Regions from separate parts of the Homo sapiens genome. Here region 2 is linked to region 1. Evidence: chromatin contacts called from ENCODE Hi-C or POLR2A ChIA-PET data. All regions are on one chromosome and are shown on one strand. Each heading gives the region's core, a stretch centred on a gene start or an enhancer-like site at or near the end of the contact. The rest is flanking DNA. Distances are from core to core; before and after follow the strand shown. Region 1 overlaps HIVEP3 (HIVEP zinc finger 3). Region 2 overlaps HIVEP3 (HIVEP zinc finger 3).

Region 1 (6,452 bases), core at 2,863-5,362:
AGAGCCACAGTAGAGATCTCTAATGCTGAGGGTGCCCAGATTTGGGGGGTCAGCCGGCTGCAGACTGTGGAGGTTGGATGTCAGGTGAGGGCATATGGGCTTCATCCTGTGGGCAGAGAGAAATGCCCTACATTCTGAAGCAAGAGCCTGCCATGGTTAGATTTGTGCTTTAGAAACAGACCAACTAGGTATATTCGTTTTCAATAAACGTGAATTCTTTCTCAGGTGAAAATTAAAGTGTTTCCATTTTGGACAAATAATCCCAACGTAAGGAATCACAGCAGATGGCTATGGGCCTGGATGAGCCACTTACCTATGGGGCTGATGAATGGGAAGAGCCCTGGGCTTGGAGTGAGAGACCCACATCCACGGTCAAGTCCCTGCCACCATCTTGCTGTGTGACCTCCAGCAAATGACTTCCCCATCTCAACCTCGGTTTCCTCATCTATCAGACAGGAATACTGCCACCTAATACACAGGGCCGTCTTCAGGACAAAATGGGGTATCAAATGGCACTGTATATTTGTACCTACTTGACAAATGTGAGGCATGAGGGTGAGACTCCTGAAGACCAGTCCACACCCCTGAGGGCATTTCAGATGCCCCACAGCCTGCAATGTCTTGGGAAGTCTCTCTCAGCTGTTCCAGCTCCAGTCAAAGACTATCCTGTCAAAACATGACCCCATCCAGAGAAGCAATCTCCCGTGTGTTTGGTGGGCCACCTGCCCACGGGGCGCAGCCTGCTGGGCCACGAACATCAACAGCAGCCCCTTCCTGGTGGGAGAAGGAACAGGGAGCTGGCTTGTTCTCTAAGAGCACAGTGCTGGCGGGTGACGAGGCACATTTTAAGGTGGGATGCTTCTTCCTGCACCGTTGGCAGCTGTCTACATAAGGTGCCCATTATGTGCAGGCCCCAAGGCCAGCGGGCCTGAGAGGCCAAGCTAAAATTACTGTCAGATGTGCACCCGCCAGACACACTGAACATCTGAAGGTCAGATGCCTCCAAGCAGCCACCCGGGCAGGAGCGTGGCAGATGGGCACCAAACAGCTGTGGCAGCTGCTGCCTCTTGTTCCTCCCAAGCACAGAGACAGACGGCCCTGTGCAGCAGCCTGGTTCAATAGCCCAGCTTGAGTTAAAAAATAGAATGTAGAGTATAATCCTAATTTAAAAAAAAAAATCTGCGTAACTGCATAGAAAAAAAGGTGGAAGAGGAATTCACTAAATAGCCCAGTCACGGATGTGGAATAGTAGGTGAATTTTTTTTCCTCTACTTTCCAAAATTTTCTCAATACATATGTATTACTTTTGTAATCAGAAGAATACACAATAAGATGCTATGTTATATATTCCTATGAAATATATAAAATGATTAAATGGCATATGCTTTGACATGTGGTATATTTGTGTGTGTGAATACATTTATACGGCTGGCTGGTATTAAAGATCAACATTCTCCAACCCCGCGTTGCACAGAAGAGACGGAGGCCCCAGGAACAAAGCAGGAAGCAGAGAGGCAGATTTTCACTGAGGCTGCTGTTGCACTGGAGTTTCCCCAAGCCTTGCCCCACTTAATTCTGTAGCTGGTTTTATTCCCACTTGATGGAGATGGAAACCGAGGTACAGAGAAGTGAACTGATTCACTCAAAGATGACCAGCTCGGAAGCCATAGAGCCAAATCCCAACCCTAGCTTTCCACCCACAGCGCACTGAGCTTCAAGAAAGGAAAGGCCTTTGAAAAAAGAACAGAACAAAACAACAACAAAAACACCCTGCTCCTTGAAGTCTCAAACATTCAGAAAGCAACTCCTTAAGGGAGTGAGTTTTGAATTATTTCCTGAGCCCCTCCACGTGCACGCCTTTCTTAGCTCTGCGGGGCTCATGGTCATCTTCCCAGAGCTACCCATGGGAACCTTTGAGAGGATGGGTAACAAATCATGATGTGGGGGCACAAAAGGCACAGCAAATCCCAAGGTGGGACTGGCTGGCAGGTGTCAGGCCTTTGGGACAGGGTGAGGGAGAGCGAGTTGGCTGGAGAGGCTGCTGTCTAAACTCTCAGTCTTCCAGTGCTTTGGGAGGGGCAGCACCCCTCTGCAACGCCAGATGCCCTGATCTGAGGCCTTTGCTCCAGCTCTTCCCTCTGCATGAGTGCCATCTCTATCCCCACATGCTGCCCTCAGTCTTCCAGGGCCCAGTTCATCCAGGCATTTGTGCATTCTTATTGGTGAACACATTTTAATTGAGGGCCTGCTAGGTGCTAGAGCAAAAGACATAGTATCAACCCTGTAGGTGCCTCTAGTGCTCAGAGAAAGGCTACCCAGGGTCATTCAAGCATAGACTCTGGGGCCAGACTGTCTAGGCTCACCCTGGCTAAGCCACTTCACAGCCCTGTGTGTTTGGGCCAGTCACAGTCTCTCTGTGCGTCAGTTGTCATCTGTAAAAGAGGATGAAAAGAGCACCTGCCTCACAGACTAGTGCAGGTGGAGTGTACATCTGTGTAAAGCTCTTAGAGAACAGTGCCTGGCATGTAGTAAGTGCTCAATAAACCTCAGTTGCTATAAACATTCTCATCATTACCCTCTGGTGCAGATTCCCTCCTTATGATGCCCACCCTACTTTTGTCCTCTGGCTGGTACCTCCTCTATGGTCCCATAGCACTTTGAACACCCCTCCATGAGAGCACTGATGGGCATGCAGTACAGGTGTCTGAGGACCTGTTCCCTCCTTGTCTCTACCTGGGTAGAGACTAAGTTTATTCATCTCCATCCCAGCACCCAGCACAGATGTTATAACATCACCAGGTTTATGTCAGCATTTGCAGGTAATGTGTGCCTTCAATTCCAGTCGAGAAAAGTCTTAGAGGCATTAGAGGTTGTCTATCTGGCCTTATCATGTAGCTCATCCATGTTGCCCTTGAACTGTGGGGTCTGACCCTGGGTGTGATCTTTCCGATGAGAACCAAGTTGATGAGGGAGCTGTGTGCTAAGCTTCCATGAATGCTTCTCTGTGACAGGGAGTTCTGCTGGGCAGGACATCGAAAACACCAACTACTGACACCCCAACACATCCTGGTGTTTCCCGTGCCATGCCTTTCTCCACTGGGGCCCCATGACCCCACTGCTGATCTAAGAACTCCCATGGATCCTTCGGGTGCCAGTGCTCCTGGCCCCACCCCCCACAATGCTTCTGCTAGCCACAGCCCCCACTGAATGTAGCTCCCTCTCTCCTGGTCTTCTCTTGTTTCTGCCCTGGGCCTGTGGGGCTGCTCCTGCTCTCAGTGTGTGGCTGTTCCTTTGTCTATGTGTCCCTTCTGGAGAAGGGGCAAACTTGCTCTTGTTTGGGCCCCCAGTGTCCACCAATGCCAGGATCAGAGGGGTGTCAGGAAAGCTCTGCTGAGCTCATTTTTCAGAGGAAAGTCAAGCCCGCTGGCCTGACCTCCCATTAAGGCACGCACGCTGACTGATCACACCACCTTCTGAACCCAAAACTCACAGGTGGCTCTAGGCCAGCCCTGCCCATCAGTTGCCACTCACTCCATCGCAGGGCTGAGTCAGCAGGGAAGCCCCGAAAGTAAGTGCTGAGCACGTGGTGCATACCGTGCTGGCCTCTCGCTTGAGCTCTTGCGTTTGACTCTGGCACCGCTGCAGGAGGTGGGTGTTCTATACAGAGAGGCCTTCCTGAGGCTCTGATGGTTCCACCGCTCCTCAAAGGAGGGGCAGGGCAGGGTTGGAGCAAGGCTCTCTTTGGCCCCAGAACCTACTCATTCTACACTCCTGTGAGACGACAGGTGTGTGAAAGTGTTCTGAGTTCTACCAACGGAGGAAACTGTAAAACCATAGAATTGCCAGCTATTACCCACCACACAGAAATCACTCTAGTACAACCTTGCTATCAAGAAGAAGGCTTCAGGGGCCTTGGGAACAGCATTGAATCCTTACAGAATTGCTGCCCAGGAGGGGGTGGCCTATTGTCCTTCAGGGGTAGGAAAGGAGGAGAGTGAGTGGGAACTGGAAGAGCAGAAGAGAAGCAGTCCTGTGGCTGGAGTGGCAGCCCAACGCAGGATGGGGCCCCGGGGACCTGAAAGGATGCAGAGGGATGCTGGAGTCTGTGAGAGCCGAGGCCACAGACACTTCAGCACGGGGTGTCCTGCCCTGGGCCCCTATTGAGGTTCTGTAGATTCTGACATGTGCACCTCCTCTCATCTCGGCCTCCCCACCACTTTCCTCCCCACCCTCCCACACCCCGGTAGGGGCCTCTCTCAGAACCACAGGGCTGACTGTCTCCCTTCCCTGCTTGTGTAGGACCCAGCCTGAGCTCCTGGGTGACCAGAGTCCTGCCGCTCTCTTGGCCTCACTCCCATACTCCTCCTCTTGGGCCCTGCATCCCAGCGACTCCACTGCTCCACTTGCTGTCCCTTGGGCTCAGAATGCTCTTCTTCCATTTTTCACCCGGTGAACTTCTATTCATCCTTCAAAGCCCAGTTCAAGCGTCAACTTTAAATTGTCTTCCTTGAACTACCCCCACAACCAAACCCCGACAGAATAGAGCCCTCCTGCCTTCACAGGTTTTGCTGTTCTGTGGCTATTTGCACATCGATCTCCTCCACTGGAGCAGAAGCTTCTTGAGGATAATGCCATGATTTGTTCATCTCTGTGCCTCAGTGCCCAGCACAGAGGATAGAGCACAACAGGCAATAAATGATGTCCTGATGACGAGGTCATGAGAGGGCAGGCATGGGGCTGGTGATTGCATCTGAGTTTGACTTCCAGCAGCATTTACTAGGAGAAATACAGGCCCCCTCCCCAAAATGCACACGTACACATATAAGGTGAACACACAGCTCAGTCCAGGATCTCTGTGGCTGTAAAGTCCATGGAGCAATCAAACAGGAGACTGAGTTCTAAGGATGTGGTACACAGCTGCAGTGTCAGCCCCACTGTCCTCCCCAGAGCCCAGGGCCTTGGCTTGAGCCCTGCTGGGTTCACCGAGTCCCACTCCCTCACTTTGCAGACAAGGAAACAGAGACCCAGAAAGGAGATGCTTGCTTAAGATTTTCCTGAGCAATAAAGGCAGGCCTGGGGTCAGAAGCATTTCCCTTGGCTCCTGGCCCAGGACTCTCCCATCACCATATGCTGCCATTTGCAGAAATGCCAGCTGCAGGACTCGTGACATTTGGGTGGCTTTTTCCTAAAGTGTCGGTAGCGTGTGGGGCTCCATTCTCCTGCCCGAGGCTAAGGTCATTCCTGTCTACCTCCTGGCCTCAAAACACAGCCTAATGGCCTTTGGGCTGTGCTGAAACTGCCCTGTGTCCTGTGGGGGATGGGGAGGGCTCACCTGCCAAAAACCAGCCGTGGTCTCATGGTCAAGATGTGTCAGAGATTTCTAGAGCTTGGAGAACTGTGTTGGAGGGAGGCCTGTGGGAAGTAGAGAAAGTGAGAATATTATGCCACCGCCATCTGTCAACTTTCATCTGAGTTTGAAAAAGGCACCCAAAAATGGTGAGCACAGCCTTGCTGAAAGCAAAGCCCCGGCCACTACCCCTTCTCTAACATGGTTATGACGAGGTCAAGATCAGGTCCCTGCGGATGAAACCACAGCCTCAAAACCCCAGTACAGAGCTGCAAGTCACAAGTTGTCTGCCCTGAGGAACCCCACAGGTATGCTGGTCCTGTACTCAGGCCTAAGGCTGGAGGAACTCCCACTTCCAAACACTCCTCGGGGAAAACACCCTTTGTGGGTTCCCTAAGCACTGCTCATTGTAATTCACTCATTCTTGCTTTCATTATTCATTCATTCATGCAAGCATTCAACAGCCATTTGGGAAATTGTTAGGTGTTGGTATCAGGTCCTCATAGAGATGAAGTCTCTGAGTGTGACAGCCTAGATCCAGTAAGAAAGGCGTGTGTAGACCCAGGACAAATGCCACAGGCTGGTGGGTTGCCTCCCTTCTCCAAGTGACCTCTGTGCCAGGTGCTGGGCAAAGCACTTTGGTTAAGCTGTGCAGGATGGCAGAATGTTTCTACCATTTTCGGTACAAGGACCTCTCTTTGTATGAAATTATTTCTCCAAACTCCTGATGGTAACTGTATACCTATTATCTTCTCATTGAGAAAATAAACAATACAAAAGTTACAATGAACTAATGCTTTACAATTAACTTGTATTTTAGTAATTATAGCACCACTACATATATTTAAATTAAGGTTGGACACATACTCATTTGAGACATATTATTTATGTCTTCTAGGCTTAAGGCTTTGAGCCCTTGGGGATCCATTCATTCAATATTCATTCATTCAACAGACATTTATGGAGCATCTCTGAGATGCCCAGCCCTCTGGCTCAAAGATTAGGGATCCTGGTTCAAGAAGGAGCTCCAGCTCTGCAGTGAGGTACACTTAAGCTTAAGCCCAGGTAACACTGGATGTGTGCCCTTAGGGAGGCCATCTGGTCT
Region 2 (7,172 bases), core at 1,869-4,368, 72 kb after region 1:
GGGAATTATAATTCAAGATGATATTTGGGTGGGGACACAGCCGAACCATATCTCCATCTAAGGTAAGCTTCTTTTGGAGACCCAGTTAGATAGTTCTACCAATCTGTAAATTTGTGGAATTATAAAAAGGTGCTGGAATTGATCTTAGCAGTACAGCAGCTAGCTCCTTTGACGTATATAGACCCTTGTTAACCAGCTTCCCTTGTTGGGGTGTGAAACCCCCTTCGTGGGGATAAGAGGAACTCTTCTCGCAGGCTGGGAGGAAATCTACCAGTCCAGAAGAGGAACTGCCTTCACCTCCTCTACACTGAGGAGTTGCTGCTTCTGGTCATTCACAGAGAGGAAGCTGAGGGTTTTTTGCCTATGCTATTCCAAATTTAATGTAAATATTTCACTGCAAGTCTAAAACCCGCCCTGTTGGCTTTGCTTGGCCTAACCAGAAGTATTTCAGTGCAATCTGATCTCTGAGCTCAGGGCTGTTCCTCAGGACCTCAGGCCGCATCCGGCAGGTCTCCCCACAAGGCTTCCATTCCAACCCTTACAGAAAAGAGTGGCCTTGTGATATTATGAAGCCTGCCAATCTCATGTCCCTTGTGCTGCAGAAGCACTTGGCCAGCGTGTTGCAATGCAAGCGCTTTCTGATCAATATCTGTTAGCATCATGGCCCTAAGCAGCTAAAAATCACACACCAAATGGTTCCCTTTTGTAGCAAGAATCATTTCATTTGCTCCTTGACTTTCAGGTACCTTGGACACTAAAACAACAGTGTATCAAAAGCCAGCCACAGAAATCAGCCTTTACACTTGCAAAGCATTGTCCACTTTCCAAAGCACGTGCACCTCCCTCAGCCCATCTGGCCAACCCTACGGGGGGTTAGTGACTCAGGGTTACTGCTACATTAAGCAAAGGGTCATGTAGTATACAATCAAAAAGTAACTTCACTTTTATCTCCCCCTGTCCCACTAAATGTGTCCAGAAGAGCTGGCTGTTCTCTGCCCTTTGGAAGAAATCTAGGGCACATCCCATGATGTTTTCCATCCCTCTTTAGGTAATTAAAAGTCTTCTAGGAACCAAGATTCCTTAGAGAAAGCACTGATTCTAAGGCTAGGGCTCAGAAAATACAAGACCAGCCTGGAGAAACTTGTAGTGCCAGAAAATAAGAAAGAAGTAAAAAAAGAAGTTAAGAAGGAAGAAAGGAACAAAGGAAGGAAGTAAAAAGGATAAAACCTCTAACCTGAAAAAGCTTCCAATGATCAAAACATCCAATGACTGATATTCCAAAGGTAGAACAATTTGAGTAACAAAATAAACAACAATAGCATTGTATTATGACTCAAAGAATAAAAATCTTTGGGTCAATACTAATGTAAATAATGTATTGAATAAATAAATAAATGGATAAATGGGGAGAAGGGACAACTCTTTCTTACAAAAGAATTCTAAGTAATAAATGAAAAATTGAGGAAAGTAGAAAAATCACTCTTAGAATACCACAGTAAAAATGGCAGCAGGCAAGATTCACTGATAAATGCTAAAATTGTTTTTTGTTTGTTTGTTTGTTTGTTTTTTGAGACAGAGTCTCCCTCTGTTGCCCAGGCTGGAGTGCAGTGGCACGATCTTGGCTCACTGCAAGCTCTGCCTCCCGGGTTCACACCATTCTCCTGCCTCAGCCTCCTGAGTAGCTGGGACTACAGGCGCCCACCACCACGCCCGGCTAATTTTTTTTTTTGTATTTTTAGTAGAGATGGGGTTTCACCATGTTAGCCAGGATGGTCTCGATCTCCTGACCTTGTGATCTGCCCACCTCGGCCTCCCAAAGTGCTGGGATTACAGATGAATGCTAAAATTAAAAGGTAAAGCTTTAAGGAGAAACAGGATATCTGCATAGCCTCAACGTATCTCCCCCAGAATATTTTCTAATGACTGTGGTAGTTTTAACACGTGTCCGAAAATGATTTGATATTCCTCCCTGCAGCAGGTGGAGCTTCGTTCCCCTGCTTGAGCATGGGCCGGATGTATTGACTGGCTTCTAATGACAGATTATGGAGAGGGGACAATAGTGACTTCGCAATGAACCCGGCAGATACCACCTTAGCCAAGTGATTAACATAATGAGCAATAAATATTATTGTTGTCATGCGCCCCCCAATATAATGCAATGAGAAGGGGACAGCACTTCTACCATATTTTCCCTCAAAGTCCATAACCTCAGTCTGCTCATAAGAAAACATTACGCAAACCCAAGGTGAGGAATGAACATTCTATAGTATGCCCGATCAGTATGTTCCAAAAGTGTCAAGGTCATGAAAAGACAAGAAAAGACTAACTGTCACAGAATGCAGGACACTAAGGAGGTATGACCCCCACCCCCAAATGCAATGTGCAATCCTGGATTGGATCCTGTTCCGGGATGCTGTTGTGCTAATGTTAATTTCTTAGTTCTGACACACCTACCACAGTAGCTTTGTAAGATGGCTACATTAGGGGAGACAGGGTGAAAGGTACACCAGAACTCTCTAGAGCATGCATTGTCAACGGGGCATTTCTCCCCCAAGGGGAGAAAATTGTCTGTTGGGTAGAAAAAAAAAATCACAATGGTTTGTGGCCCTCTAAAGGGCCACAGTACATAAATAGATATCCAGCATATCTGTGGGACTAAAATTTTATGGGAGAAAAATCATAGAAATAAACACCTAAACAGACTCCTGGGGTGGGAGTGGAGCAATGATGAAAATAAAATTGGTTGAGAAATCCTGCTCTAGAGGTACCATCTTTGCACCTCCCTTATAAATAGAAGATTATTTCAAAAAATAATTTCAATTGCTGTTTCTAAAAGTTGGTCTGTGAAGACCTTACCTCCCCACCTCCCCCCACCCCCAAAAAATTAATTTACTAAAAAATAATCCTCTGGTCACTTGTACCTGTAAAACAGTTTCAATTTAGTAATTAATAAGGCTGACCTGGAGTAATAATAATAGGAGAAAAGAAGTTAAACTTTAGCCAAATTAAAGCTTCTCTCCTCCGGAGCTCAGGCCTGCCTCAAGCTGGCCCCTGCAATGGGAAAGCAGTTTAGGTTGACCTCTTCTCTCCTCTCCTCCCTGCCCCGCGTGTCTACCCCTCCTTGCTGGGCTGCCGCTGGCTGCTTTGTGGTTTTGGCAGGAGGGGCTGGAAGGGGTAAGGAAGCAGGAGGAGTTGGATTTGACTGTTGCTCTCAGGAACTGACAGTACTCTCGGGGCTTGGCAGGTTTTTTTGTTTTGTTTTGTTTTTTGAGATGGAGTCTCACTCTGTCGCCCAGGCTGGAGTGCAGTGGTGTAATCTTGGCTCACTGCAACCTCTGCCTCCCAGGTTCAAGCGATTCTCCTCAGTCTCCCAAGTAGCTGGAACTACAAGCACATGCCACCATGCCCGGCTAATTTTTTTGTATTTTTAGTAGAGATGGGGTTTCACCGTGTTAGCCAGGCTGGTCTCAAATTCCTGATCTCGTGATCCGCCCGCCTTGGCCTCCAAAAGTGCTGGGATTACAGGCGTGAGCCACCGCACCCAGTCCCTGGCAGGTTCTTAAGCTGACTCTCCCTCTCTTGGGTCCAGTTTGGGTTTTTCAGAGACTCCCACTTGCCACGAGCGGCCTCTACCTGCAGCTGCTGCCGCGAGTGATGCCACCTCAAGTAGGCCATGCTTGACCTCCTGGTTCTAGTGGTCACTCTTACCAGAAGCCACTAAAAAGGCACCCAGGGTTGTGCATTCACTCTTTGCACCAGGATTCCTCTATACACCAGGAAATCTACACTTGGGCATGAACAGGGCCACATTCAGTCCCATTTGCCGTCAACACCTTCCATCTTCTAATCATGTGGAATCCTGCTGAGAGGAGAACGAGAGCTGGGATGAACTAATCTCTTCATGGCTTTTTGGGGACATGAGATGTGCCCTCCTTCCTGGTGCATGACAGGCACATTTCCACACAGGTTAAGCCAGCTGCAGGTGGGTTTTCTGGCACTTGCAGCCAAATGCATCAGAGCTCTCAAAGCTAATACTATGATGCACGGGAGAGGTGGCAGGGAAAGGAACAAAGAACAACAGAAGAGGGAAGGAGGTGGCAGCCATCAGAAGCTAACAGTGAAGAAAAAGGTGGAAGAAGCCATCGGCATGGTTTCAGCAGACCCGATGTGGAGATCAGTGACAACAGAGAACAAACAAAGAATAAAATAGGGCCAGGCACGGTGGCTCATGCCTGTAATCCCAGCACTTTGGGAGGCCGAGGTAGGTGGATCACTTGAGGTCAGGCGTTCAAGACCAGCCTGGCCAACATGGCAAAACCCCATCTCTACTAAAAATACAAAAATTACCCGGGTGTGGTGGCAGGTGCCTATAATCCCAGCTACTCAGGAGGCTGAGGTAGGAGAATCGCTTGAACCTGGGACAGGTTGCAGTGAGCCGAGATAGTGCCACTGCACTCCAACCGGGGTGACAGAGTGAGACTCTGTATCAAAAAAATAAATAAATAAATAAAATAGGACCCATTTGTGTACTTACTGTCTACCAGGCACTGTTCTGAACACTGTATGTGCACTGCATATGCCCCACAGATTGACCCATTTTATGGAGTTTACAGGAAACAGGTTCATGGAATCAGTAAGTGGCAGGGCTAGGACCCAAACAATATGATCAAGTTCAGATGTAGATTCAGGAAACACCTACTGGTCAGCCAGATGCTGTGCTGGGTGCTTCCCTCACAAGGCCCCATTTCATCTAAATGCCAGCTTTGGAAGGTGTGGACTATTTACTGCATTCCACAGGTAGAGAAACTGGAGCACACAAGAGTGAAGTCACTTGCCAAGTGACTGGTGGAACTAAGCCCAGAACTCAGGTCTTGTGATTCGCAGTTCAATATTCTCTCTGCTGGGCAAGGCTGCCTTTCCTCATCTGCAGGAATGTGAATAAAAACATCACACAGGGATGGCGTTCAGTAGGGATGTGCTGAAATGACTGTACTGGTTGTGAAAGTGCTGAAATGCCTCTGTACCACTTGGTAATCAGCCACCGCTCTGAGCATCCTCAAACGCTGCCCTGGCTCCTTCTTCCCAGACACCCTCCCGGAATCCAGTATCTAAAGAATTTTAACTGAGGCCTCCAAGATGCTGTTTTGGTGCTCTGGCACACATCCACTTCAGCCAATTGGTAAATGCTTGGAATGTCATCTCTAACAACCATCTATTCCTCTGGTGCTTCATTCCTTCCTAAGCACTCTTGTACTGTTACCTCCTCTGATGTGCACAGATGAGAAAGCTGAGGCCCAGAGAAAGTAAAAACTGCCCGAGGTTGCCTGGTGATGCTGAGTTGAGCTAGGCTTAAGCCAAAGTCATCTGACTTCTGGTTAAGGGCTGTCTCCATTCTCCAGCTTTTAGTCAGTTAAATAGAAAATTTTATACTAGGTAGAGTTAAGAATTCTAAAATAGATAAAATTAGAACATGTCACAGATGAAGGACAAGTCTTTGTGAATGAGATTTGTCAATTAAAGACAAAATCAATGCTACTGGCAAAGATTCAGTAGGCCTGAGTTAAATGTAACACTCTTGCCCATTGTCATGTGACCTGCCTGAGCATCCTAGGAGCAGATGCTTCTGGCTTTGGACTTGACCATATGACACTTTCCAATGAGATGAGAGGGGATGTGCTGTGTGCTGGGTCTGAGGCAAAGCTGTTTCTAGTGATTGTGAGGTTCAGGACAGTCACTCCTGCACCTGCCTCTGCAACAAGAGAACAGCGTGTCTCGGGTTTGGCTGCACCTTCTGCCAAGGTCCCTGAATAGGAAGGCATACGGGGCCTTCAGAGCCCAGAGATGCCACCATCCTCACATCATGTGAGTAAGAAAATACATGTTTATTTTCATAAGTTATTAACATAGTGGGTTGTTTTTTCTATAGCACAAGCTGACTGATGCACTGGGAAGAAAGAATGCTTTGAAAATTTGAAGAATAAAAATGATTTGAGTTTAAAGTGTTAAAGGACTCTAGCTTCTAATTAAACATCATTTTGTGAGAAAGAATTCAGGCACATAATGGGCAAGTACTTAGAAGATATTTCGATTTTCCAGAAATACTTTTACATACACATATTTCAGAAAGGCTTGTAATCAATAAATCCTGGGCCATACATATTATGGAACTCCTAGGGCTATCTGTGCAGATTACTCAGAAATAGAAAATAAATCACATCTTTCCCAATAAAAGGAGTTGCTCAATTCACAGGATGATTAAATAATACATTTTAGAGTAAGATGAGATCTTAGGATCACTGCTTCTAATTAAAGTCATGTGTGAATTTTCACTTAAGTTTTCACAAGCATCTTTTATTTTATTTATTTATTTATTTATTTATTTATTTATTTATTTTTTGAGACTGGGCCTCACTCTGTCACTAGGCTGGAGTGCAGTGGCATGACCTTGGCTCACTGCAGCCTCGATCTCCTGGACTCAAGTGATCCTCCCACCTCAGCTTCCTAAGTAGCTGGGACTACAGGCATGTGCCACCACAACTGGCTAATTTTTTCTTTTTGTATTTTTTGTTGAGATGGGGTTTCACGATGTTGCCCAGGCTGGTCTTGAAATCCTGGGCTCAAGCAATCCTCCCTCCTCGGTCTCCCAAAGTGCTGGAATTACAGGCGTGACCCACCGCACCCAGCCACAAGTATCCTTATTTACTATTTTTGGTAAACTGAATAGCCACATCACATTCTGTTTTCTGGTGTTGAAACATGAATATTTTGAAACAAACTCCCTCCCTCCCTCCATCCATTCGTCCATCATATTCTGGATACAAGACAAACATCAAAAGTCTCTCCTCTTAGTCTTTGTGGAAGAAGACATTTCTGCGGAGCATATAAATTTGAATGGCAATATACTCCCTTAAGAGGGACTTCAGACACTATGCTGTTCTTTCTAGCAGAGCTGTTGGCTTCAGAATCTAAACAAAACTCCTGAGTTGCCAAAAACAGCCTTGCATTCTTCTTTCAGATCACCTCAAGGCTCTAAGAGGATGGAAGGAGTGTTTTTTGTTTGTTTGTTTGTGTTTTTGTTTTTTTGTTTTTTTGAGATGGAGTCTTACTCTGTCGCCCAGGCTGGAGTGCAGTGGCGCGATCTCGGCTCACTGCAACCTCCACCTCCTGGGTTC

The links. Hi-C counts contacts between places; a loop is a spot of excess contacts on that map. ChIA-PET counts read pairs that join two places held with the same protein, here RNA polymerase II (POLR2A).
Region 2: a loop to region 1 is called in a map of endothelial cell of hepatic sinusoid, with 3 times the contacts of the local background. The contact joins two enhancer-like sites. A Hi-C loop is called at or near these places in 1 of 168 maps with a recorded cell type or tissue (endothelial cell of hepatic sinusoid). POLR2A ChIA-PET finds 5 or more read pairs at or near these places in 4 of 52 experiments (AG04450, GM12878, IMR-90 and 1 more).

What each region holds. Positions count from the first base shown.
Region 1 is chr1:41,695,584-41,702,035 of GRCh38, forward strand. It overlaps HIVEP3 (HIVEP zinc finger 3), which reads right to left. Exons shown (of 9, transcript NM_024503.5): 2 at 5,333-5,412. Among named protein-coding and RNA genes, the nearest start is that of EDN2, 210 kb to the left of the region's middle. RefSeq lists enhancers at 3,332-3,411, 3,492-3,711, 3,732-3,781, 3,802-3,851 and silencers at 4,092-4,151, 4,162-4,231. Within about 2 kb of position 4,113, at least 2 of the 41 ENCODE cell types and tissues checked have a DNase peak (open chromatin) inside an H3K27ac peak, as active enhancers do.
Region 2 is chr1:41,768,418-41,775,589 of GRCh38, forward strand. The region is part of intron 1 of HIVEP3 (HIVEP zinc finger 3); the gene reads right to left. Among named protein-coding and RNA genes, the nearest start is that of HIVEP3, 150 kb to the right of the region's middle. Within about 2 kb of position 3,119, at least 6 of the 41 ENCODE cell types and tissues checked have a DNase peak (open chromatin) inside an H3K27ac peak, as active enhancers do.